Linked DNA regions of Homo sapiens: all the other regions are linked to region 2. Evidence: chromatin loops called from intact Hi-C (ENCODE). Cell type or tissue: CD4-positive, alpha-beta T cell. All regions are shown on one strand. Links, peaks and the distances in the headings refer to the core of each region. The heading gives the core; the rest is flanking DNA. Region 1 overlaps CYFIP1 (cytoplasmic FMR1 interacting protein 1). Region 2 overlaps CYFIP1 (cytoplasmic FMR1 interacting protein 1). Region 3 overlaps CYFIP1 (cytoplasmic FMR1 interacting protein 1).

The links. Hi-C counts contacts between places; a loop is a spot of excess contacts. Peaks named below come from ENCODE experiments on the same cell type or tissue, not always from the same donor. Only the 100,000 strongest peaks of a DNase experiment are listed, where the experiment ranks them.
Region 1: it touches region 2 in a loop (2.5-fold over the local background); 8 of 110 quality-filtered maps call a loop at or near these places.
Region 3: it touches region 2 in a loop (9-fold over the local background); 15 of 110 quality-filtered maps call a loop at or near these places.

What each region holds. Positions count from the first base shown.
Region 1 is chr15:22,880,092-22,888,140 of GRCh38, forward strand. It overlaps CYFIP1 (cytoplasmic FMR1 interacting protein 1), which reads right to left. Exons shown (of 31, transcript NM_014608.6): 24 at 2,777-2,920; 25 at 1,755-1,845. Among named protein-coding and RNA genes, the nearest start is that of NIPA2, 45 kb to the left of the region's middle. RefSeq lists an enhancer at 1,576-2,775. In CD4-positive, alpha-beta T cell, for the core only: no CTCF peak of the experiment used is centred there; no DNase peak of the experiment used is centred there.
Region 2 is chr15:22,970,611-22,978,659 of GRCh38, forward strand. The region is part of intron 1 of CYFIP1 (cytoplasmic FMR1 interacting protein 1); the gene reads right to left. Among named protein-coding and RNA genes, the nearest start is that of CYFIP1, 5.7 kb to the right of the region's middle. RefSeq lists enhancers at 5,956-6,455, 6,456-6,957. In CD4-positive, alpha-beta T cell, for the core only: no CTCF peak of the experiment used is centred there; a DNase peak (open chromatin) is centred at 4,381.
Region 3 is chr15:22,917,359-22,925,407 of GRCh38, forward strand. CYFIP1 (cytoplasmic FMR1 interacting protein 1) reads right to left here. Exons shown (of 31, transcript NM_014608.6): 14 at 1,334-1,500; 15 at 430-577. Among named protein-coding and RNA genes, the nearest start is that of CYFIP1, 59 kb to the right of the region's middle. In CD4-positive, alpha-beta T cell, for the core only: no CTCF peak of the experiment used is centred there; no DNase peak of the experiment used is centred there.

The DNA of each region.
Region 1 (8,049 bases), core at 3,584-6,083, 90 kb before region 2:
CCCTAGCAGCCTGGGTCCACAGCCAGGAGCACCTGCCGTTCTGACACCGCCATCAAGCCTGGCTATAAGGACAGCCACAACGTCCCATCCCCAGCATCTTCCCTGCAGCGGTGGTTTATTCGCCACCTGGGCACGTTCTCCACACACCATGTGACCCCGGGCCTTGGCTCTGAAGCCTCTTTTCAACTCAACCTCATATCTTTAGGGAAGGCTATGATGATAGGAAACGTCACCACATGACAAGAACAAAGACTGCACCACATCCCCAGTGGGGGCAGACAAGGTATTTGACAAAATGCAATCTCTCTTCGCAGGCATGGAAGGGGCCGCACCTAATCTGAGAAAGGGCATCTAGGAAGCCTGCAGCTAACTAACAGCACGCCCAACGGGAGGCCGCACACCAGGCCAGCTCCAGAGCAAGGCAGGCGTCTCAACGGCATCCCGGACAGCGGAATAAGGCACAAAAAGACGCAAGGTGCAAATATGGGACAGAAGGCCAACGTTTCCCAGCCAATCTACAGCTTCAACTCCAGCCCAGACAGAAACCGGCAGCTGACCGCACAATGAACGTGGCATCAGGAGGGGCCTAAACTACCCTGGGAAGAGCAAAGCGGGAGGCTCAGCAGACCTTAAACCCTTGTCCCAGCAGGTCTTGCCCGAGTGCCCCTTCCCCAAGGACCAGCGGCCCGACACGGCCCCTCTGCTCCTCCCAGCTCTCAGCACCGCTGCAGGGACTCAGCCCCACTTGGCGGGGGTGGGGGCGGGGACGCTCATGCACCTGTGTCATTCCCAGCAAGCTTTCCCTGTACCACACTGGGAAATGGCTCCCTCCTCAACATCTGAAATTTCCATCTCTAGTCACGACATAAGCATTGGTTTTAATCATCCCAGCATTCCTCCTCTACTTTCTGACAATAAACTGAAAACAGATTCTCTTGAGCCAGGGCCGTGCTGATGGCTACTTCCCCATGGTGGCTGAGGGGGACACCTTATCGTCTCCTCAAACACCAGCAACAGCCCTGGGGAGTTGCCAAAAAGCAAAAAGTCCTGAGCCACGTGTTCAAGAGCTCAGCCACGCTGACTGACTGCCCATCAGGACAGTGCCTCGTCGGTCACCCACGTGCAGGCTCAAGTCGCTTTACAACACAAGGCTAGTGTTCAACTGTCCAGCTTTCAAGAAAACTCGGCCAGGTAAGAGACTAAAAGCAGTTTTGTTACGTGACAAAGGTCCCTGTCATACAATTTTATGAGACAATGCTTTCTGAGATCACTAAAGCTATTTATTTGCATTGCCCCAAACCAACCCACAGCAAGTCACGTGGGCCTGTCCCTAAGAGCACACCTGCCTGAGGGCCCTGCAGCTGGACCTGCAGATGGATGGGACGGCCTGGGGGCAGGGGCAGGCCTTGCACCATCTCGGTGGGCCTGTCTCTGAGCCTCAAGTCCCTATAGGCCCAGCAGGGCAGCAGGACCCAGCAGTCGGCTCTCTCGCCTCATTGGGTGGCAATTCTTTCGTAGGGGTGCCCGAGAGCGTGGTGTTCAGGGGTCTCTTGTCTCAACTCTTGCAGGCTGACCTCTGCTTCCTCGCCTGCAGACAGTGACCCCAACACACCTCTTCCTGGTTGTAAGGTGCATTTGTCTGTCTACTGCCTCTTCCCACATGGCAAATCTAATCCTTCTCAAGAATTTCTGACTTGAATTCCTTTCTGACCTCTCCACAGACAGCACTGTGAGCTCCACACGCCCGCACTCACCAGGAGAGCCGTACTCGTGCCGGGGCAGGCGGCAGATCTTGGGCATCACCTCCATCAGCGTCTTCACGTACTGCAGGATTGTGCCTTGCAGCTGCCGGGGAGATGAGACGGGCTGCGTCAGCCACCCCACTCCGCTCTGCTAACGCCTGTGGCCGGCGCATACCCTGAAACAAGTCTGTTAGCAAAGAGCTCGGTAACCAGCAAGGCTGCAGGATCGTCTGGCTGGGGAATAAAATCCACCCCGGGAGAGAGAGCAACCATCACCAGGTGGCTTCCCATGACTGAATTCATGTTCTGAAACTGGACTCCTCTTTCAAGATGAAAGTGGTCCCGGGGTGCCACAATGAGGGGAGAGCTTTGTCGCCAGGTGTCTCCTATGGGGATGCACCCCAGCATCGTGAGCACTGCCAGCTCCAGGGTCCCCCAGGACGCTGTCTGTGCTCCTGGGTGCGGCCCCAGGCTCAGCTGTGGTGAGGTCAGCAATCCTAACACCCTCCAAGCTGCCACATGTTTTGGGACAGAGTCCCCAGCGGGTCCTGGAAGGACCTGTTTGGGTCACGGGCTGATGGCTGTGCCAAGTGACCAAACTCTTACATGGTCTCAAGTCACAGAAGATTAAAATAATAAAAAGGATGAAAAATTATAAAAAGTAAGTTATGTCTAGAAAACTAAATCCAGGCTGGCCAAGGTGGCTCACGCCTGTAACCCCAGCACTTTGGGAGGCCAAGATGGGCAGATCTCTGGAGCCCAGGAGTTCAAGGACAGCCTGAGCAACATAGCAAGACCCCCTCTCTACACATACAAATAAAAACTCTGCGTATCAGTTAAAATAACCTGGACCCATTCTCTTGAGTTTGAAAAGATGAGGGAAGTATCAAACTATATATGGTCAGAAATGTTTGAAGCCTAATTGAACGAATCCAGCTGTTGGAGAATCACAGTCCAGGCAGAGAAGACCCTCTGGCATGGGTGCCCCAGGGAATCCAGGCTGTGTGAAAGAAGCATGTCCAGGGAACACTCACCAGGCTCTTGACGACCTTCAGCAGCTCCTCCATGACCACGGCGATACCCTGGTAGCCGAGAAGCCGGCAGATGACTTGAAAGTGTGGAGGTCCCACGAAGTTCCGGTAGCTGCCGTAAATGCTGGAGTAGGCCAAGTTCAAAGCCTGGAAAACAGGGCACAGAGCTCTCAGCATGGTCCCCGCACACATGTGCAGATGAAGAACTGTGTGAGAAGATCACTCAACACACACAGGCTCAGGTGAGCGGGTCTGAGTCTACTGACTTGTAAAATCTACTGCCCTTAACTGGTACAGTTACAAAACCTACTTAGCCTGCCACCAAAAAGAAACCTGCTAAAATAGAAAAGAAAAGAAAACCATTTGGTGTTTCAACATTTGTTGAATAGCCGACTCGCTAGAAGCCATTTTGAAGTCTAGAATGAGAAATGAATACGACCCAGAGTTTCCCCCTGCCTCCCAGTCTCCCAGCAGGATGCCCAAGGTCGGACCCTGAAGGGGCCGGGGGAGCTGCCTTCTCAGGATGCACAGGGCACCCCCGGAGCCGGGAGAGAGACCCCTGTGGAGTGGGAAGGCGAGGAAGGTAGTTAGGGTGTGTATTAGTCCGTTTTCACACTGCTATAGAGAAATACCCAAGACTGCATAATTTATTTTAAAAAAAAGCAGGTTTAGGCCAGGCGCGGCGACTCACACCTGTAATCCCAGCCCTTTGGGAGGCCGAGGTGGGCAGATCACAAGGTCAGGAGATGGAGACCATCCTGGCTAACACGGTGAAACCCCGTCTCTACTAAATATACAAAAAATTAGCCGGGCGTGGTGGCAGGTGCCTGTAGTCCCAGCTACTCGGGAGGCTGAGGCAGGAGAATGGCATGAACCTGGGATGTGGAGCTTGCAGTGAGCCGAGATCGCGCCACTGCACTCCAGCCCGGGTGACAGAACGAGACTTCATCTCAAAAAAAAAAAAAAAAAAAAAGGCAGGTTTAACTGACTCACAGTTCCACATGGCTGGGGAGGCCTCAGAAAACTTACAGTTATGCAGAAGGTAAAGGGGAAGCAAGCACCTTCTTCACAAGAAGGCAGGAAAGATAAGAGAGAACAAAAGGCGAAGCCCCTTATAAAACCATCAGATCTCGTGAGAACTCACTCACTATCACAAGAACAGCATGTGGAAAACTGCCCCCATGAACCAGTCAACTCCCACCAGCTCCCACCCTTGACATGTGGGCATAATGGGGATTACAAGTGGAGATGAGATTTGGGTGGGGGACACAGCCAAACCTTATCATTCTGCCCCTGGCCCCTCCCAAATCTCAATCATGCTTTCCCAACAGTGCCCCAAAGTCTTAACTCATTCCAGCATTAATTCAAAAGTCCAAGTCCAAAGTCTCATCTGAGACAAGTCAAGTCCCTTCCACCTATGAGCCTATATAATAAAAAACAAGTTAGTTACTTCCTAGATACAATAGGGGTACAGGCATTGGATAAATGCTCCCATTGCAAATGGGAGAGACTGGCCAAAACAAAGGGGCTCCAGGCCCCATGGAAGCCCAAAGTCCAGTGGGGCAGTCATTAAATCTTAAAGCTTTAAAATAATCTCCTTTGACTCCGTGTCTCTCATCCAGGTCACACTGATGTAAGATGTGGGCTCCCACAGTCTTGGGCAGCTCCACCCTGTGGCTTTGCAGGGTACAGTCCCCCTCCTGGCTGTTTTCACAGGCTGGCATTGAGTGTCTGTGGCTTTTCCAGGTACACAGTACAAGCTGACTGGGGTCTGGAGGAGGGTGGCCCTCTTTTTACAGCTCCACTAGGCAGTATTCCAGTGGGGACTCTGTGTGTGGGGCTCCAACCCCCCATTTCCCTTCCTCACTGCCCTAGCAGAGGTTCTCCATGATGGCTCCACCCCCACAGCAAACCTCTGCATGGACATTCAGGCATTTCCACATGTCCTTTGAAATCTAGGTGGTCCAACACCACGCGGAAGCCACCAAGGCTTGGGGCTTGCACCCTCTGAAGCAACAGCCTGAGCTGTATGTTGGCCCCTTTTAGCGACCAGGAAGCAGGGATGCAGGGCACCAAGTCCTGAAGCTGCACGGGGATGGGGGGTGGGGTGGGGAGGTGGGGGAGGGGGAACCATAGGGGCAGGGCAGGCCCTGGGCCCAGCCAAGAAAACCATTTTTCCCTCCTAGGCCTCTGGGTTTATGATGGGAGGGGCTGCCTCGTACATGTCCTGGAGACATTTTCCCCATTGTCTTGGTGATTGACATTCAAAATTTCTGCAGCCAGCTTGAATTCCTCTCCAGAAAATGGGTTTTTCTTTTCCATCACATCCTCAGGCTGCAAATTTTCCAAACTTTTATACTCTGCTTCCCTTTTAAACAAACTCCAATTTCAGATCTCTCTCAAGTTCAATGTACCACGTATCTCTAGGGCGGGGCAAAATGCTGCTAGTCTCTTGGCTAAAGTGTAGTAAAAGTGACCTTTGCTCCAGTTCCCAACAAGCTCCTCAATTCCATCTGAGACCACCTTAGTTAGCCTGCACTTTATTGTCCATAGCACCATCAGCATTTTGGTCAAAACCATTCAACAGGCAGGGCGTGGTGGCTCACGCCTGTAATCCTAGCACGTTGGGAGGCCGAGGTGGGTGGATCACAAGGTCAGGAGTTTGAGAACAGCCTGGCCAACACGGTGAAACTCTGTCTCTACTAAAAATACAAAAAAATTAACTGGGCATGGTGGTGGGCACCTGTAATCCCAGCTACTTGGGAGGCTGAGGCAGGAGAATTATTTGAACCTGGGAGGCGGAGGTTGCAGTGAGCTGAGATTGCGCCATTGCACTCCAGCCTGGGCAACAGGGTGAGACTCCATTTCAAAAAACAAACAAACAAACAAAAAACATTCAACAAGTCTCTAGAGAGTTCCAAACTTTCCCACATCTTCCCGCCTTCTTTGGAGCCCTCCGAACTGTTCCAACCTCTGCCTGTTACCCAGTTCCAAAGTCACTTCCACATTTTCAGGTATCTTTATAGCAGTACTCCACTCTACCAGTACCAATTTACTGTATTAGTCCATTTTCACCCTGCTAAAAATAAATACCTGAGACTGGATAATTTATAAAGGAAAGAGGTTTAACTGACTCATAGTTCCACATGGCTGGGGAGGCCTCAGAAAACTTCAATCATGGCGGAAGGTGAAGGGGGAGCAGGCACCTTCTTCACAAGGTGGCAGGAATGAGAAGAGAGAGCAAGGGGGAAGAACCCCTTATAAAACCATCAGATCTCGTGAGAACTCACTATCATGAGAACATCGTCACCCCCATGATCCAATCACCTCCCACCAGGTCCCTCCCTTGACTCATGGGGGTTATGAGGATTACAATTTCAGATGAGATTTGGGTGTGGACATAGAGCCAAAACATATCAAGGTGGTTCCTGCAGAAGGACACCCCTCAGCTTGTCTAAGGACACGGGTGCAGATAGCAGGAGACCCCTACTGTGAGTATTCAGTGCTATAAATTTCCCTCTCAGCACTTTAGCTGTATACCAAATAAATCAAATAAATAAATCGAATAATCAAATCAAATAAATCACTTCTTTAGCTGTATATATCAAATCTTGATATATTTACATTTCATTCAATTCAATGTATTTTTAAATTTCTCTTGAGATTTCCTCTTCAACCCAAGGATTATTTAAAAGTGTGCTAATTTCCGAGCATATAGAGATTTTCTGGTTATCTTTTTATTATTGGTTTCTGGTTTGAGTTCATTGTAGTTGGAGAACACTCTCCATAGGATTTCAGTTCTTTAAATTTTGTTGAGGTGAGTTTTATGGCCCAGCGTATGGTCTATCTTGGTGAATGTTTCATGGGAATCTGAAAAACGTATATATTCTGCTGTTGTGGGGTAGAGGAACCTACACACGTCAGTTAGATCCTGTTGGTCGATGGTGGTGTTCAGTTCTTTTCTACTGTTGCTGATTTTGTGTCTACTTGTTCTGTCAATTACTAAAATGAGAGTTGAAGTCCCCAACTGTAACTGTGGGATTGTTCACTTCTCCTTTACTTCTATTAGTCTTTCCTTCAAGTACAGAAGCCTTGTTGTTTGACGCATAAACATCTAGCATTGCTATGTTTTCTTCGTGGTGGTTTGACTTATTATTATGTAATCTCCCTGGCAATATTCTTTGCTCTGAAGTTGATTTTATCTTATATTAATACAGCCACTCCTGCTTTCTTCAGCCTCCGCCTGATCTGTCTGCTTCCATTACTGATCCTGCTTTGTACCCCTTTGCTGGAATAAACTGCAGCTGTAAGACTCTGAGTTATGTGAGTCCTTCTAGTGAATTATCAGATGTGTAGAGGGTCATGAGACCCCCCAAAACAAAGAGCCAAAACTGATTACAGTGACGAGATTAGACAACACTGAAGGACAGAAACCCCACCCAGTGTCTGTCCCAGGCCCAAGCCCTGCGGCCCGCTGCAACCTTGAAGAAACCATCTACACATCTTCGCCCACACCCCCTCCTCCCAGCCTCTCCTCAGAGCAGCACCCTGGGCTTTATGTGCTGGGATTCTGTGTAATATTTTTGGTTGATAACAGGTTCAATGTTTGAAAAGAAGAACACGAAAGTCATCAGTGAAATCTAATGACCTCATGTTACAAGTGAGAGAATTCATTCTCAGACCCGCCCTGACTGGCTCAGGATGACAGCTGTCAGAGGAGGCATCACTCAATGAACACATGGTCCCAGGCCTCTGGCCCCCTGCCCAGTGTCCGGTTTCCCAGTAGACTAAGCTCACCCCAAAGATGACACATCCGAGAGACAACACAGCTAGGGTAACAAACAGCAGATGTGACTTAACTACTCAGGGGAGTGGGAGGAGGCACTACTTCTGGGGAAGGGCACCGTCACAAACACTGTGCTGTAAAAGACTTAAGCTCAGAAGAGGAAGCACTCTGGATGTCCAGTCACACAGCTCAGTTCAAGACAGACTCTGCTGCCCGTGCCTGATACAGTCTCCAGCCTTGTTCGACAAGCAGAGAAGGTGGGTCACAGCACACAGAGCCGGCTCTGGACTCGCCAGTCGTGCAACTTGGGTGCTCTAACTTTCACGACACTCTGAGCCTTCATCTGTGAAATGGGGACAATCTTACTTATGAGATAAAGAATACTAGTTAATGTGCTCAAAAGGGTGTCTTACTGAGAAGCAGGCATGCTGTAAGTGGTGACATGACCAAGAACGAAAAAGATAACATTGCATAAATGGGTCCCTCATCT
Region 2 (8,049 bases), core at 3,274-5,773:
AGAACAAAGAACCCAGACATAAACCTTCACATATGTGGCCAAACAATTTTCAACAATGATGTCAAGATCATTCAATGGAAAAAGAATAGTCTTTTCAACAAATTGTGTTAGGAAAACTGAATATCCACACATACATGAATTATGTTGGACCATTACCTTATATAATATACAGAAAAGTTAATTTGGCCTGGCGTGGTGGCTCACTCCTGTAATCCCAGCACTTTGGGAGGCCGAGTCGGGCAGATCACAAGGTCAAGAGATCGAGACCATCCTGGCTAACACGGTGAAATCCCGTCTCTACTAAAAATACAAAAAATTAGCTGGGTGTGGTGGCGGGGGCCTGTAATCCCAGCTCCTAGAGAGGCTGAGGCAGGAGAATCGCTTGAACCCGGGAGGCGGAGCTTGCAGTGAGCCGAGATTGCGCCACCGCACTCCAGCCTGGGCGACAGAGCAAGGATCTGTCTCGAAAAAAAACCAAACACACACACAAAAAAGAAAAGTTAATTCAAAACAGATCAACGCCTAAACATCGGATCTAAAACTATAAAACTCTTAGAAGAAAACAGGAGAAATGCTTCATGACATCAGATTTGGCAATGATTTCTTGGATATGACACCAAAAACACTGGCAACAACAGAATTAATAGACCAGGTGCTGTTGCTCACATCTGTAATCCCAACACTTTGTGAGGATGAGGTGGGAGGATCACTTGAGCTCAAGAGTTCAAGACTAGCCTGGGCAACACAGCTAGACCTTGTCTCTACTAAAAAATAAAATAAGGCTGGGCGTGATGGCTCATGCCTGTAATCCCAGCACTTTGGGAGGCCAAGGCAGGCAGATCGCTTGAGGTCAGGAGTTCCAGACCAGCCTGACCACCATGCAGAAACCCTATCTCTGCTAAAAATACAAAATTAGCCAGGCGTGGTAGTGGGCGCCTGTAATCCCAGCTTGAGTAGCTTGAGGCTGAGGCAGGAGAACTGCTTGAACACGGGAGGCAGAGGTTGCGGTGAGCCAAGATTGCGCCATTGCACTCTAGCCTGAGCAACAAGACCAAAACTCTGTCTCAAAAAAAAAAAGAAAAAAGAAAAAGAAAAGAAATAAAATAAAAAGTAGCTGCACGTGGTGGCTCACACCTGTAGTCCCAGACACTCAGGAGGCTGAAGTGGGAGGATCGCTTGAGCCCAGGATATCAAAGCTGCAGTGAGCCATGACTGCACCACTGAACTCCAGCCTGGGTAACAGCCTAGGTAACTCATCTCAAAAAATAAATAAACAATAGATAGTACCCAAAGCAATCTACAAATTCAATGCAATCTACAGGTTCAATGCAATCTACAGATTCAAAGCAATCTACAGATTCAATGCAATCTACAGATTCAATGCAGTCTCTATCAAAATACCTACCATATTCTTCATGCAAATAGAAAAAGAAATCCTAAAATTTGTGTGGAACCACAAAAGACTTGGAATAGCAAAAGCTATCCTGAGCAAAAGAACAAGGCTGGAGGCATCACACTACCTGACTTCAGAATATACTACAGAGGCTGGGCATGGTGGCTCCCGCCTGTAATCCCAGCACTTTGGGAGGCTGAGGTGGGCGGATCACCTGAGGGCAGGAGTTCGAGACCAGCCTGGCCAACATGGTGAAACACCGTCTCTGCTAAAAACAAAAAAATTAGCTGGGTGTGGTGGCGCACGCCTGTAATCCCCAGCTACTCAGGAGGCTGAGGCAGGAGAATCGCTTGAACCCGGGAGGCGGAGGTTGCAGTGATCCAAGATTGCGCCATTGCACTCCAGCCTGGGTGACAGAGTGAGACTCCGTCTCAAAAACAAAACAAAACAAAAAAAACTACAGAGATATAGTAACCCAAACAGCACACTATTGTCATAAACACAGACACATAAACCAATGGAACAGAATAGAGCCTGGAAATAAATGCATGCATTTGCAGCCAACTGATTTTTAACAAAGGTGCCAAGAACACACAATGAGAAAAGGATAGGTTCTTCAATAAACGGTGTTGAGAAAACTAGATACACACATACAGAAAAATAATATCAGACCTTGGCTTCTCAACATAGACAAAAATCAACCCGAAATGAATTAAAGACTTAAATGTGGCCAGGTGCGGTGGCTTAGCCTATAATCCCTGCGAAGCCCAGGCAGGGGGATCACCTGAGCTCAGGAGTTTGAGACCAGTCTGAGCAACATGGTGAAACCTTATTTCTACAAAAAAACACAAAAATTAGGCGGTGGCTCACACCTGTAATCCCAACACTTTGGGAGGCTGAGGCAGGAGGATCACTTGAGGTAAGGAGTTTGAGACTAGCCTGGCCAACATGGTGAAACCCTGCCTCCACTAAAAATACAAAAATTAGCCGGGCATGGTGGTGCACACCTGTAATCCCAGCTACTCAGGAGGCTGAGACAGGAGAATCGTTTGAACCTGGGAGACAGAGGTTGCAGTGAGCCAAGATCGCGCCACTGCTCTCCAACCTGGGCGACAGAGTGAGACTCCGTCTCAAAAAAACAAAACAACAACCAACCAAAATTTAGCCAGGCATGATGGTGCACACCTGTAGTGCCAGGTACTGGAGAGGCTGAGGTGGGAGAATTGCTTAAGCCCAAAAGGGCAAGGCTGCAGTAAGCCATGATTGCCCCACTGCATTCCAGCCTGGGTGACAGAACGAGACCTTGTCAAAAAAAAAAAAAAAAAAAAAAAAGGGAGAAGAAACTCCCTAACCATTAGCAGTTATTCTCACTTTTTCTACCCGTTCTTCACTGATCCTCTCTCCCCTGCTTTCTGGCCCCAGGCAATCACCTGTCTACTCTCTGTCTCTGTATATTTGCCTATTCTGGACTTTCCCCCTTGTATCTAACTGTAAATGTGTATCCTTTGACCAACATCTTCCTCTCTCCCCTTCCGCCAGCCACCCCAGCCTCTGGTAACCACCATTCTGCTCTGTTCTTCTGTGGCATCAGCGTTTTCAGATTCCACATGTGAGTGAGATCGTGCAGTACTTGTCTTTCTGTGCCTGGCTTATTTTGAGGAAATAAAGCCTCAAAAGCAAAGGCCACAAAAGAAAAAATAGACAAATGGGATTACATCAAACTAAAAATGTTCTGCACAGCAAAGGAATCAATCAACAAAGTGACAATCTACAGAATGCAGGAAAATATCTGCAAACCATATAACTAATAAGGGATTAATAATGAAAATATACAAAGAATTCAAACAACTCAATTGTAAAAGATCTGAATGGATATTTCTCAAAAGAAGGTGTACAAGTGGCCAACAGGTGTATGAAAAAATGCTCAACATCGCTAATCATCAGGGAATCCAAATCAAAACCACAATGAGCTATCACCTCACACCTGTCAGACTGGCTCTTGTCAAAAAGGCAAAAGATAACAAGTGTTGTCCAGGGTGTGGAGAAAGGGAAACCCTTGTACACTGTTGGTGGAGATGTAAATCAGTATAGCCATTGTAGAAAACAGTGCCGGGGGTTCCTCAAAATATTAAAAATAGAACTACCATATGACCCAGCAACACCACTGTTGGGTATATATCTAAAAGAAATGAAATCCGTATGTCCAAGAGATCGCTGTACCCCATGTTTATTGCAGCACCTTTCACAACAGCCAAGACATGGAATCAACCTAACTGTCCATCAACAGATGAGCAAGGCCGGGCCTGGTGGCTCACATCTGTAATCCTAGCACTTTCAGGAGGAAAGGAGGATTGCTCCAGCCCAGAAGTTCAAGACCAGCCTGGGCAACATAGTGATACCCCATCTCCATTTAAAAAATAATTAAAATTAAAAAAACAAAAACAGGCCGGACACGATGGCTCATGCCTATAATCCCAGTACTGGGAGGCCGAGGCAGATGAATCACTTGAGGCCAGGAGTTCGAGACCAGCCTGGCCAACACGGTGAAACCCCTTCCTCTACTAAAAATGCAAAAAAATTAGTCAGGCTTGGTGGCACCTCCTGTAATCCCAGGTACTTGGGAAGCTGAGGCATGAGAATCACTGGAACCCAGGAGGCGGAGGTTGCAGTAAGCTGAGATCACACCACTGCACTCCAGCCTGGGTGACAGAGTGAGACCCTGTCTCAAAACAAACAAACAAAAACTGGATTATGGTGATGGTTGTTGCACAGCTCCAGAAATCTTCTAAAAATTATTGTATAGTTGTCCCTGAAACAACACGTGTTTGAACCATGCGGGTCCACTTATTTGCAGACTTTTTCCAGTAAAAGTTACACGGTGTATGCCTGCCTCTCTAGCCCCTCCTTCCACCTCCCTCCACTTCTGCCTTTGCCACCCCCAAGACAGCAAAACCAACCCATCCACTTCCTCCTCCTTGGCCTGCTCACTGTGAGCTTTTTGAGGATGGAGACCTTTCTGATGATCCACTTCCACGTGATGAGTAGTCAGTTTATTTCCTCTTCCTCATGATTTTCTTAACAACATTTTCTTTTCTCTAGCTTACTTTATTATGAGAACACAGTATGTAATACATATAACTTACAAAATCTCTGTTAATCAACTGTTTATGTTATCAGTAAGGTTTCTGGTCAATAGCAGGCTATTCGTAGTTTTAACTTTTGGGAAGTCACGTAGTTTTAACTTTTGAGAAGTCAAAAGTTATACTTGTCCAGCCTGGCCAACATGGTGAAATCCCATCTCTACTAAAAATATAAAATTAGCCAGGCATGGTGGCGGGTGCCTGTAATCTCAGCTACTCAGGAGGCCGAGGCAGGAGAATCGCTTGAACCCGGGAGGCAGAGCTTGCAGTGAGCCGAGACAGAGCGAGACTCCGTCTCAAAAAAAAAAAAAAAAAAAAAAAAGGTTAAAGGCCAGGCTCGGTGGCTAACGCCTGTAATCCCAGCACTCTGGGAGGCAGAGGCAGAGGCGGGCAGATCACCTGAGGTCAGGAGGTCGAGATCAGCCTGACCAACACAGTGAAACCCCCTCTCTACTAAAAATACAAAATTAGTGGGAGTGGTGGCGCATGCCTGTAATCCAAGCTACTTGGGAGGCTGAGGCAGGAGAATGGCTTAAACCCAGGAGGCAGAGGTTGCAGTGTGCCAAGATCGTGCCATTGCACTCTATCCTGGGCAATAAGAGCGAAACTCCATCTCAAAAAAAGTTACACTCGGATTTTCAACTGCACAGGGGGTTGGAATCCCTAACCCCCTCGTTCACAGGCCAGCCAAACGTATACTTAAAAGTAGGTGAATTTTATAAAGTAGGTATATTATACCTCAATAAACAAAATTTTTGTTTAAAATTTTTGTTTTTAAAGCATGCTAATATTTTTAAATTGGAATTGGGTTAAATTTATAGATCAATATGAAGAGAACTGATGTCTTTACTATGTTGAGTGTTCCAACCACTGACCATGGTATGTTCCCCCATTTACTTAAATGATCTTTGATTTCTCTCATCTTCAGCATACAGATCCTGTAAGTCTTATTCAATGTATACCTAAGTATTTGATTCCTTTGAAGCAAACGAAATGTTGTGTTTTTAAATTTAATTTTCTTTTTTTTTTTTTGAGACGGAGTCTCGCTCTGTTGCCCAGGCTGGACTGCAGTGGCGCGATCTCGGCTCACCACAACCTCCGCCTCCCGGGTTCAGGCGATTCTCCTGCTTCAGCCTCCTGAGTAGCTGGGACTACAGGCGCACGCCACCATGCCCAACTAATTTTTGTATTTTTAGTAGAGACAGGGTTTCACTATGTTGGCCAGGCTGGTCTCGAACTCCTGCCCTTGTGATCCGCCCGCCTCGGCCTCCCAAAGTGCTGGGATTACAGGCGTGAGCAACCACGCCCAGCCAAATTTAACTTTCTAATTGTACATTGCTAGTACAGTAGTCCCCACTTACCTGTAGTTTCATTATCTGCAATTTCTGTTTCCCCAGTTATAGCTGCCTACAGTCAACTGCCCTCCAAAAATAGGTGAGTGCATACAAAAAGATATTTTGAAAGAGAGAACACATTTATATAACTTTTATTCAGTATATAATTATTCTATATTATGAACAGTTATTGTTGGTAATCTCTTACTGCGCCTAATTTGTAAATTAAGCTTTATCATAGGCATAGATGTATAGGGAAAAAAACCACAGTACACGGAGGGTTCTGTCTTATCTCAGGTTTCAGGCTTCCATTGGAACGTATCGTCCATGGATAACAAGGACTGTTGTAAACAGAAATAAGGTCAGCTTGTATAGTGTTGACTTTGCATGTATCTCCCCATGGATAAGGGGCACTGCTGTATGCAGAAATAAGGTCGCCAGGCCGGGCCCGGTGGCTCACGCCTATAATCCTAGCACTTTGGGAGGCCGAGGCAGGCGGATCACCTGAGGTTGGGAGTTCCAGACCAGCCTGACCAACACGGAGAAACCCCATCTCTACTAAAAACACAAAATTAGCCAGACATGGTGGCACATGCCTGTAATCCCAGCTACTCGGGAGGCTGAGGCAGGAGAATCGCTTGAACCCGGGAGGCAGAGGTTGCGGTGGGCCGAGATCGCACCATTGCACTCTAGCCTGGGCAACAAGAATGAAACTCTGTCTCAAAAAAAAAAAAGAAAAATAAGGTCGCCTTCTGTGTGTTGACTTTGTATCTTGTGACCTTGCTAACCTCATTAATTAGTTCTAGTAGCTTTTTCATAGATTCCCTGGATTTTCTATGTAGATAATCATGTTGTCAGCAAATAGGGACAATTTTCCCTTTCCAATTTGTATGCCTTTTCTTTCTTTGTCTGATACTATTGCACTGGCTAAAATAAGGTTTTTAAATTATGTCAGTGTAATTAATCCATGCTTTATCAATGGCCTCTAAGGGTTGGCTAAATTTTAATAGGAAAAACAATGAGAATAGCTTGGACATGTTAGTTAAAACTTCACACTATAAAATATGTTTTGGGTGGGCGCGGTGGTTCACGCCTGTAATCCCAGCACGTTGGGAGGCCGAGGTGGGTGGATCACCTGAGGTCAGGAGTTTGAGACCAGCCTGGCCAACATGGCAAAACCCTGTCTCTACTAAAAATACAAAAATTAGCTGGGTGTGGTGGCAGGCGCCTGTAATCCCAGCTACTCGGAAGGCTGGGGCAGGAGAATTGCTTGAACCCAGGAGGTGGAAGTTGCAGTGAGCCGAGATCACACCATTGCACTCCAGCCTGGGCAACAAGAGCAAAACCCTGTCTCACAAAAAATAAAATAAAATAACATAACATAAAAGAAAAGAAAACAAAGGAGGGAGGGAGATGTTAGCTATTATTTAAACCCAAAGTCACCTTTAGCATTATAAACTTGAGTATGTGCACAAAGATACAGACACAAGCATTGACTGTAGTGGTGAAAAACAGTAAATAACTATAATGTCAATCAACAGGAGGCTGATAAAATTATGAAACATCCACACTACAGAATACTATAGTGATTTGGCCGGGCACAGTGGCTCATGCCTGTAATACCAGCACTTTGGGAGGCTGAGGCGGGCAGATCACTTGAGGTCAGGAGTTCAAGACCAGCCTGGGCAACATGGCAAAACCCCGTCTCTACTAAAAAGACAAAAATTAGCCGGGTGTGGTGGTGCGTGCCTGTAATCCCAGCTACTCAGGGGGCTGAGGTGGGAGAACCACCTGAACCCAGGAGGCATAGGTTGTGGCGAGCCGAGTTTGCGTCACTGCACTCCAGTCTGGGCCACAGAGTTAAGACTCTGTCACAAAAAAAAAAAAAAAAAAAAAAAAAAAAAAGGAATACTATACGGTTATTTAAAAGATTGAGGGAAATCTGTGTGTACAGACTATATATATCAACATGTAAAGATTGCTAAGATCTTTAAGTAACCAAACATCATTAAGTGAAAAATGTATGACGATAATATATGCAATATGATCTCACTATGTTATTTAAAAAATTACTTATGCACAGAAAAGACTATTATACTACTTAGAAGTACCGAGGGAATTTCACTTTTAGTATACACGGTTCTATGCTGTTTAATGTTTTTAATGAACTATAGTTTTGTAA
Region 3 (8,049 bases), core at 3,699-6,198, 53 kb before region 2:
GGAGAGAGGACAGTGGGCAGCTTAGGACCATGACACACGCAAGCAGCACCTCACAGTTTCCCACGCCCCATCTACAGTCATTTGCAGACCCAACGTAAAAATTATACAGACATTCAAACACCCATCAAGAAACACAGAATGAATACAGACACGTGGACTTGTGCCCACATTTTTGGGATGGGAGTTGAAATGGAGTCAGACTCCTTTTTAGTGCACATGACACATCTGACAATCAAGGCACGTCTCCTCACGCTCCCAACTCACTTGGGTGGGAAACAGAGGAGCAGCAGAAACCACAGGCGCCACTTTCTCTGCCTGAGCAGGCAGCGAGGACCTCATTTAACCCGGGCCTCACCAGCCCCACCCGCTCACAGCTCAGGGTGGGTCCCCCCAGGGAGAGGGTGCAGGCGGGGCTCAAGGGACGAGAACCTGAGTGCTGGAGGGTCCCACGGCGCGGCGTGGTACTTTTATGTCGAAGCCGCTCTTGGGGTCCTTCTCGCCCCGCAAGGCTGGGTCATTGAAGGGCTCATGCCCCGTCTCCCAGTCACACACGGTCTTCCTGATGGCCTGCAGGACACTGAACACCCCACCAAGTGATCAGCAAGGCCCAGAGGCCGAGACCTCCAGCCTCACAATCACACCATCTCCTCACCCAACTACAAGGCTCTCAGAACAGCCCCCATGAAAATACAAATTACTCTGGGGGCCATGGAGGGATGTGGTAATGGACCAGCTCAACAGGAAAGTTAAAAAGGAGTCTGCCTTCTGGAGAGTATTACTACCCCCAGAAGACTGCCCTGAGCTCCAGTTCGCATCTGTTAGCCCAGGGCAGCAGTGAGGTGGCTCTGAGTCATGCTGTGGGCAGGGAGAGGGCAGAACACAGCCTCCGCACGGAGCAGAGCTGGGCCCCGCCTGCCCGCAGCTGGCTGTCCCCAGTAACCAACAGGAATGTGAAGTCACCCACATGACCAGAGCCTGGCCATGTCTCTCGACTGGTTTGGAACACAGCCTCATCACCAACAGGGCTCCACCGTGCAGAGACCCCCATAAGGCACCATGCATGAACCACAGGCACCGCGAGCCTGGGATAAATGCACCTTGTCCCGGGGTCCTCAGACTCCCTAGACACTCGGCAGCTGACTTACTGTCCATTGTTTGGGTTAATAATTGGACCCATGCATTACTTTTAGAGGTAATTCACCAAGAGGGCATCTGAAGGTTGAAGATAAATATATTGAAATCATTTTTGAGAATTTAACGCTCCTGTTGTTTGAATCCAAGTTCATCCGAGGACGTGTGGGCACAGCGGGCACAGGGCGTGGGGAAGGCTGACCTCTGGATGACGTTCTTCTTCTTCTTGATGGCCTGCCGCAGCGGCTCCCTAAGGGTCACCTGGGAGAAGTCCTGCAGTGCGGCATAGACGGTGTGCCGGATGGCGTGGTTGAACACGCTCTCCATCCTGCCCATCAGCACCTGCAGGCCTTTGATCATGGCGATCACCTGCGGGGGACACAGCAACAGGGACGGCCCTTCTTAGGGATGGCACCAAGCCTCCTCTGCCTGGCACATGCCGGGGGCTGCTCCTCCTCGCCCACAGCACCTTACGCCCTCCCGCGTTCGTGCCCTGCAGCTGCCCTGCCCCAAAACGTCTTCTCCAAAGCCATAGTCAATGGAACTGTGCCCGCATCTGACTCCCCATCAGACCATGAGCACCTGGAGGACAGGGATGCATCTGACTCGAAACACACATGCATCCACCCCAGCACACCCTCCTGTGATGGAATTCAAATAGGAAAGAAGAAAAAGACTCAGGAAAGCAGGCATGATATTACTAGAAAAAGAAGTTACAAGAGGTTGTAGTCCAAATCCCATATTGTTCACAACAAAGGCGCAGTGAACTACCATTCACAGAAAAAGCCTGGAAGACTCTGATGGAACATAATTACATGACAAAGAGCTTCCAAAGGAATTCCTGGGACAGAAAAATGGTGCCAGGGCTCATTATTTCCCTGTTTCCAGACAGTAATTTTGTCATGACAGTGTGCTTTATTACTTTCTGAATAAACAATTGAAGGTCACAAACCAAGTATGACCTTTACAATTGCATGAGCTTTCTTACGGCTTTTGCCGTTTATAAATATTTCTACAGCCAACTTCATGATAGCTATGTGAGGCCTAGAAATCTCTCTGAAAGCAGCAAGTGAGGCAGAGCAAGACACACTTACCCCAAGTCCACCCTGCCGTGTGGATGTCTGACATATAAGACACCAAAGTGGAACATTTAATAGCACCAGTGAAACATAATTCACTTCTTTTTATCTTTTAACTAGAACGCTGTACCTAAGACTAATACATTTGGGAAAATCTTAACAACCCTTCTTTGGCCAGGCACAGTGGCTCACACCCATAATCCTGGCACTTTGGGAGGCTGAGGCGGGAGAATCACTTGAGACCAGAGTTCAAGATCAGCCCGAACAAAATGGCCAGACCCCATCTCTACAAAAAATTTAAAAATTAGCCAGGTGTGGTGGCATGAGCCTATAGTCCCAGCTACTCGGGAGGCTAAGCCAGGAGGATCACTTGAGCCTAGGAGTTCGAGGCTGCAGTGAGCCATGACTATGCCACTGCTCTCCAGCCTGGGTGACAGAGCGAGACCCTGTCTCAAAACAAAACAAAACAAAAACCCTACTTCAACATCTGAAAATGGTCTTCAGTCCACAGTAATAAAAAAAAACAAAAAACAAACAAACAAAAAAAACCTTTTGAAATTAAGTATTTGACAGATTCAAAATTAAGGCAGCTTTTTTTTTTTTTTTTTTTTTTTGAGACAGGGTCTCACTCTGTTGCCCAGACTGGAGTGCAGTGGCATGATCATAGCTCACTGCAGCCTTGAACTCCCAGGGTCAATCGATCCTCCTGCCTCAGCCTCCTGGGTAACTAGTTCTATAAGCATGCACTACCATGCTTGGCTAGGCATCTTCCTACTTTTATTAAATCTGTTGGTTTGAAGTTCACTTAGCAAGAACACAAATGTGTTTCCCCAAGGCTTCACACAGTCTCCCTCTATCACTTTCTGGTTTTATTCACACCTTTTGAGTTCCTCATTATGGCTTTATAAACAGCCTGATTCATGGGTAAATGAAGACGTGTCTGACAAGTACTTGAAACATGGCTTATATGATTTTGGTGCTTTTCTTTTTCATGAAATTTTCAGGTGGAAAAGTTGACAGTCTGCTTTTAATTCATCCTTCTATAACGTAAAGAATTTCCAAATAGACTGCTTTCATGTAAGACTCATGGTCTATATGCAATTAAAATAATGAAAATTTTAGAAAGGAAAAAGTCTGGAAGAAAACGCACCCAGCTGCTCAGCGCCATCTCTGTGATGGCGCCGCAGGCACTGTGCCTTCCTAATGCCATGCTTGTGTTTTCAGCATGCTTACTTTGGAAAACTGATGATTTTATATTGTTTTTCCAATCAACAAAAAAGAAAAGTTCTATTTAAAAAACCAAACGAGGAAAAACCCATTTAAGTGAACATAACAATCCTACATATTCACACTTACAGGAAGAAGGAAAAGGCAAGTTAACAGCAAACTGAGAGCTTTAGATGCACGCATTAGAAAACTAAAAAGGATAAAAATCATAATACTTATCAAACATTCATCACTAATTTATAGAAAACAGCAAAATAAACCCCCCCAAAATCGAAGAAAAATAACTAAAAGCACCCGGGCGCAGTGGCTCATGCCTGTAATCCCAGTATTTTGGGAGGCCGAGGCAGGCGGATCACAAGGTCAGGAGTTCGAGACCAGCCTGGCCAATATGGTGAAACCCCGTCTCTACTAAAAATACAAAAATTAGCCTGGTGTGGTGGTGCACACCTGTAGTCCCAGCTACTTGGGAGGCTAAGGCAGGAGAACTGCTTGAAACTGGGAGGTGGAGGTTGCAGTGAGCTGAGATGGCGTCACTACACTCCAGCCTAGGTGACACAGCGAGACTCTGTCTCAAAAATAAATAAATAAATAAATAAATAAATAAATAAATGTAACAATGAAACAGAAAACAAGTGTATAATCAAGGGTGATCAACAAAGACAAAGCTGTTCAGTAAATAAACAGTAAAACTGACAAATGCTTAGCAAGAATAACAAAGAAAAAAAAGACAGAGAAGCAGGCCAGGCACAGTAGCTCACGCCTGTAATCCCAGCACTTTGGGAGGTCAAGGAGGGTGGATCACTTGAGGTCAGGAGTTCAAGACCAGCCAGGCCAACATTGGTGAAACCCTGTATCTACTAAAAATACAAAAATTGGCCAGAAGTAGCTTGAACCCGGGAGGTGAAGGTTGCAGTAAGCTGAGATTGTGCCACTGCACTCTAGCCTGGGCAACACGCGAGACTCTGTCTCAAAAAAAAAAAAAAAAAAAAAGAAGCACGAGTTACCAGCATTAAGAATGAAAAAGGGGACATTAGCAGTTTATAGACAGATTAAGAGATTATGAAAAAATACTGTCATAGGATAGACAGAGGTCAATGGGATAGGATTAAGAGTCCAGAAGTTAACTTACAATTGATTTTCAACAGGGTACCAAAACAATTTGATGGGGAAAGATCATCTTTTCAACAAATAGTACTGACAACTGTATCTGCACATGCGAGAGAATCAAGGTGGACCCTTGTGCAGGAAAGGGTTAACTCAGCAGGCTGGGGAGAATGAAACTCCGCACATCCCCAAGAAAGGCCCATCTTCAGGACTGGCTGAAGTCATCCCAGGAACCAGCTCTGAACCTTGGGAGTGTCCTGCCTAGAGATTATGTTTTTGTGTGCCTGGGGCCCCGGGCCTACTGCTGTACCAGTCTGATCAGTCTCTGCTAACAAGGTGACTAATAGTGACCTCCTGTGTGTGTTTTGAGGACCTAGAGTCTGAGTAGCCAAGGTCAGCCACGTGACTGGCCCCCAGTAAAAACCCAGGACCCCAAGGCTCTGGGGAGCTGCCCTGGTGAGCCACAATTTGTGTGTGCTGTCACACATCATCGCTGGGAGAAATAAGCACGTCCCGTGCAATTCCACTAGCAGGCACAGCTGGAAGTTTACACCTGTCTTCTCTGGACTCCACTCCTGTGCCTTTTCCCTTTGCTGATCTGACTCTGTCTTTTGGCTGCAAGGAGTCATAACCTTCAGTGCAACAACTACCAAGCCCTGTGAGTCCTCCCAGCCAGTCAGGGGGATGGAGGGTGGTCTGGAGGGCCCCTCACACAACCTTGTCAAACGCTGTATAAAAATCCACTCAAAATGGATCATATATTTAAATTAGGTTTAAGTTAGGAGCTAAAACTATAAAACTTTTAGAAGAGGCTGGGCGTGGCGGCTCATGCCTGTAATCCTACCACTTTGGGAGGCAAAGGCGGGTAGATCACCTGAGGTGAGGGGTTCAGGACCAGCCTGGCCAACATGGTGAAACCCTGTCTCTACTAAAAATGCAAAAATTAGCTGGGTGTGGTGGCGCACACCTGTAATCCCAGCTACTTGGGAGGCTGAAGCAGGAGAATTGCTTGAACCTGGGAGGCAGAAGTTGCAGTGAGCTGAGATCATGCCACTGCACTCCAGCCTGGGTGACAGAGCAAGACTCTGTCTCAAAAAAGAAAAAAAAAAAAGACTTTTAGAAGGAAACACAGGAGTAAATCATCATGACCTGGGTTACACAATGATTTCTTATATATGACACCAAAAGCATAAGCAACGAAAGAAAAACAGATAAATCAAACATAATCAAAATTCAAACACTTTGTGTCTCAAAAGACTCCATTAAGAAACTAAAAGGACAATCATAGAATGGGAGAAGATACTGAAAATCCTATGGCTGTAAGGAACTGATATTTAGAATGTATAAGGAACTGTTACAACTCAATAATAAAAAAGATAACCTAATTAAAAATGGGCAAAGGATCTGAAGAGACATTTCTCCAAATAATGCACACAAATGGCCAACAAGCACATAAGAAGACGTTTAACATCCTTAGTTGTTAGAAAACCGCAAATCAAAAGCGCAATGAAATGAGATACCACCTCACACCCACTAGGATAGCTAGAATCAAAAAGACATACAATAACAAGTTTGGTGTGGATGTGGGGAAACTGGAGCCCTCACTTACTGCTGGTAAGAAGGAGAAATGGTGCTGCCACTATCTGGTAGTTCCTCAAAAGCTAAATGTGCTGTTATGATCCAGTAATTGCATTTCTAGCTATACAATCAAAAGAAATGAAAACCAGCATCTACACAAAAACCCGCACATGAAAGCTCATAGAGGCTGGGCATGGTGGCTCACCTCTAATCCCAGTGCTTTGGGAAGTCAAAGCAGGAGGATCACTTGAGCTCAGGAGTTCAAGACCAGACTAGGCAACACAGTGAGACCCCATCTCTACAAAAAATTTAAAAATTAGTCAGGCATGGTGGTTTGTGCCTGTGGTCCTAGCTACTTGGGAGGCTGGGGAGGGAGGATTGTCTGAGCCCAGAAGATTGAGGCTGCAATAAGCCATAATCCTGCCACTGCACTCCAGTTGGGTGACAGAGTGAGACCTTGTCTCCAAAAAAAAAAAAAAAAAAAAAAACAAGAAAAAGAAGTTCTCAGCAACTTCATAGTAGTGAAAAGGTAGAAATAACCCAAATGTCTATCATCTGATGGATGGATAAATACAATGTAACATATCCATGTAATGCAATATTATTCAGCAATAAACAGAACAAAACAGTGATACCTGTGTGAATCTTGAAAATTATGCTAAGTGGCCTGGCACGGTAGCTCACGCCTGTAATCCTGGCACTTTGGAAGCCCAAGGCAGGCGGATTACCTGAGGTCAGGAGTTTGAGACCAGCCCGGCCAACATGGTGAAACCTTGTCTCTACTATAAATACAAAAATTAGCCGGGCGTGGTGGTGGGTGCCTGTAATCCCAGCTACTCTGGAGACTGAGGCACAAGAATTGCTTGAACCCGGGAGGGAGAAGTTGCAGTAAGCTGAGATCACGCCACTGCCCTCTAGCCTGGGTGACAGAGCAAGGCTCCATCTTAAGAAAAATAAAAGGAAAATTATGCTAAGTGAAAATTATGCTTTGTGAAAGCCAGTCACAAAGGGCCACATATGGTATGATCTACTCATATGAAATGCCCAGAGCAGGCAAATCTACAGGGTCAGAAAGCAGAGTGGTGGCTGCATACGGTTGAGGGAGGGAAGAATGAAGGGTGGCTGATAATGGGCTGGCATTTATATTTGTTCTAAATTTGATTGTGACTGTACAACTCTGTGAATGTGCTGAAAGCATTGACTTTTACACTTCAAATGGGTGAACTGTATGGTTATGTGAAAAAAAAGCTTCTACCAAAATAAGATGAGAATTTACTATGAAAAACCTTATGTCAAAAAATCAGAAAATTTTGGCTGGGCGCAGTGGCTCACACCTGCAATCCCAGCACTTTCGGAGGCTGAGGCGGGTGGATTGCTTGAGCTCAGGAGTTTGAGACGAACCCGGGCAACTTGGTGACACCCCATCTCTACCAAAAATATAAAAATTAGCCAGGTGTGGTGGCATGCACCTATAGTTTCAGCTAATGGGGAGGCTGAGGTGGGAGGATTGCTTGAGTCCAGGAGGCTGAGGCCAAAACAGTGGTTTTTAACATTTTTATTACTTTTCACTGTTGTAGTGTTATTTTTTCTTTCTGAACATTTTTGACCCAAGGTTGGTTCATGGAGGTGGAACCCAAGAACACTGAGGGCCAACTGTATGAGACTTCTGTCAATTCTCCTGTCATGATCCATAGGATTGTTCATATCCTGATTAAAATCCTCACTGTGGGATGGGAAAAGCTGATTCTAAAATGAATATGAAACTACAGTGGGGAAGAATAGCCAAGGAAGTCTAGGAGACAGAAAGACGTGCTTTCTCATACACGGTAGATGACTACAAAGCTACAGAGTGGTGCTGGGATACCGACAGCAACTGACACTGGGTTAGAGCAGAGCAGAAACACAGCCACACATGCATTGTCACGTGACC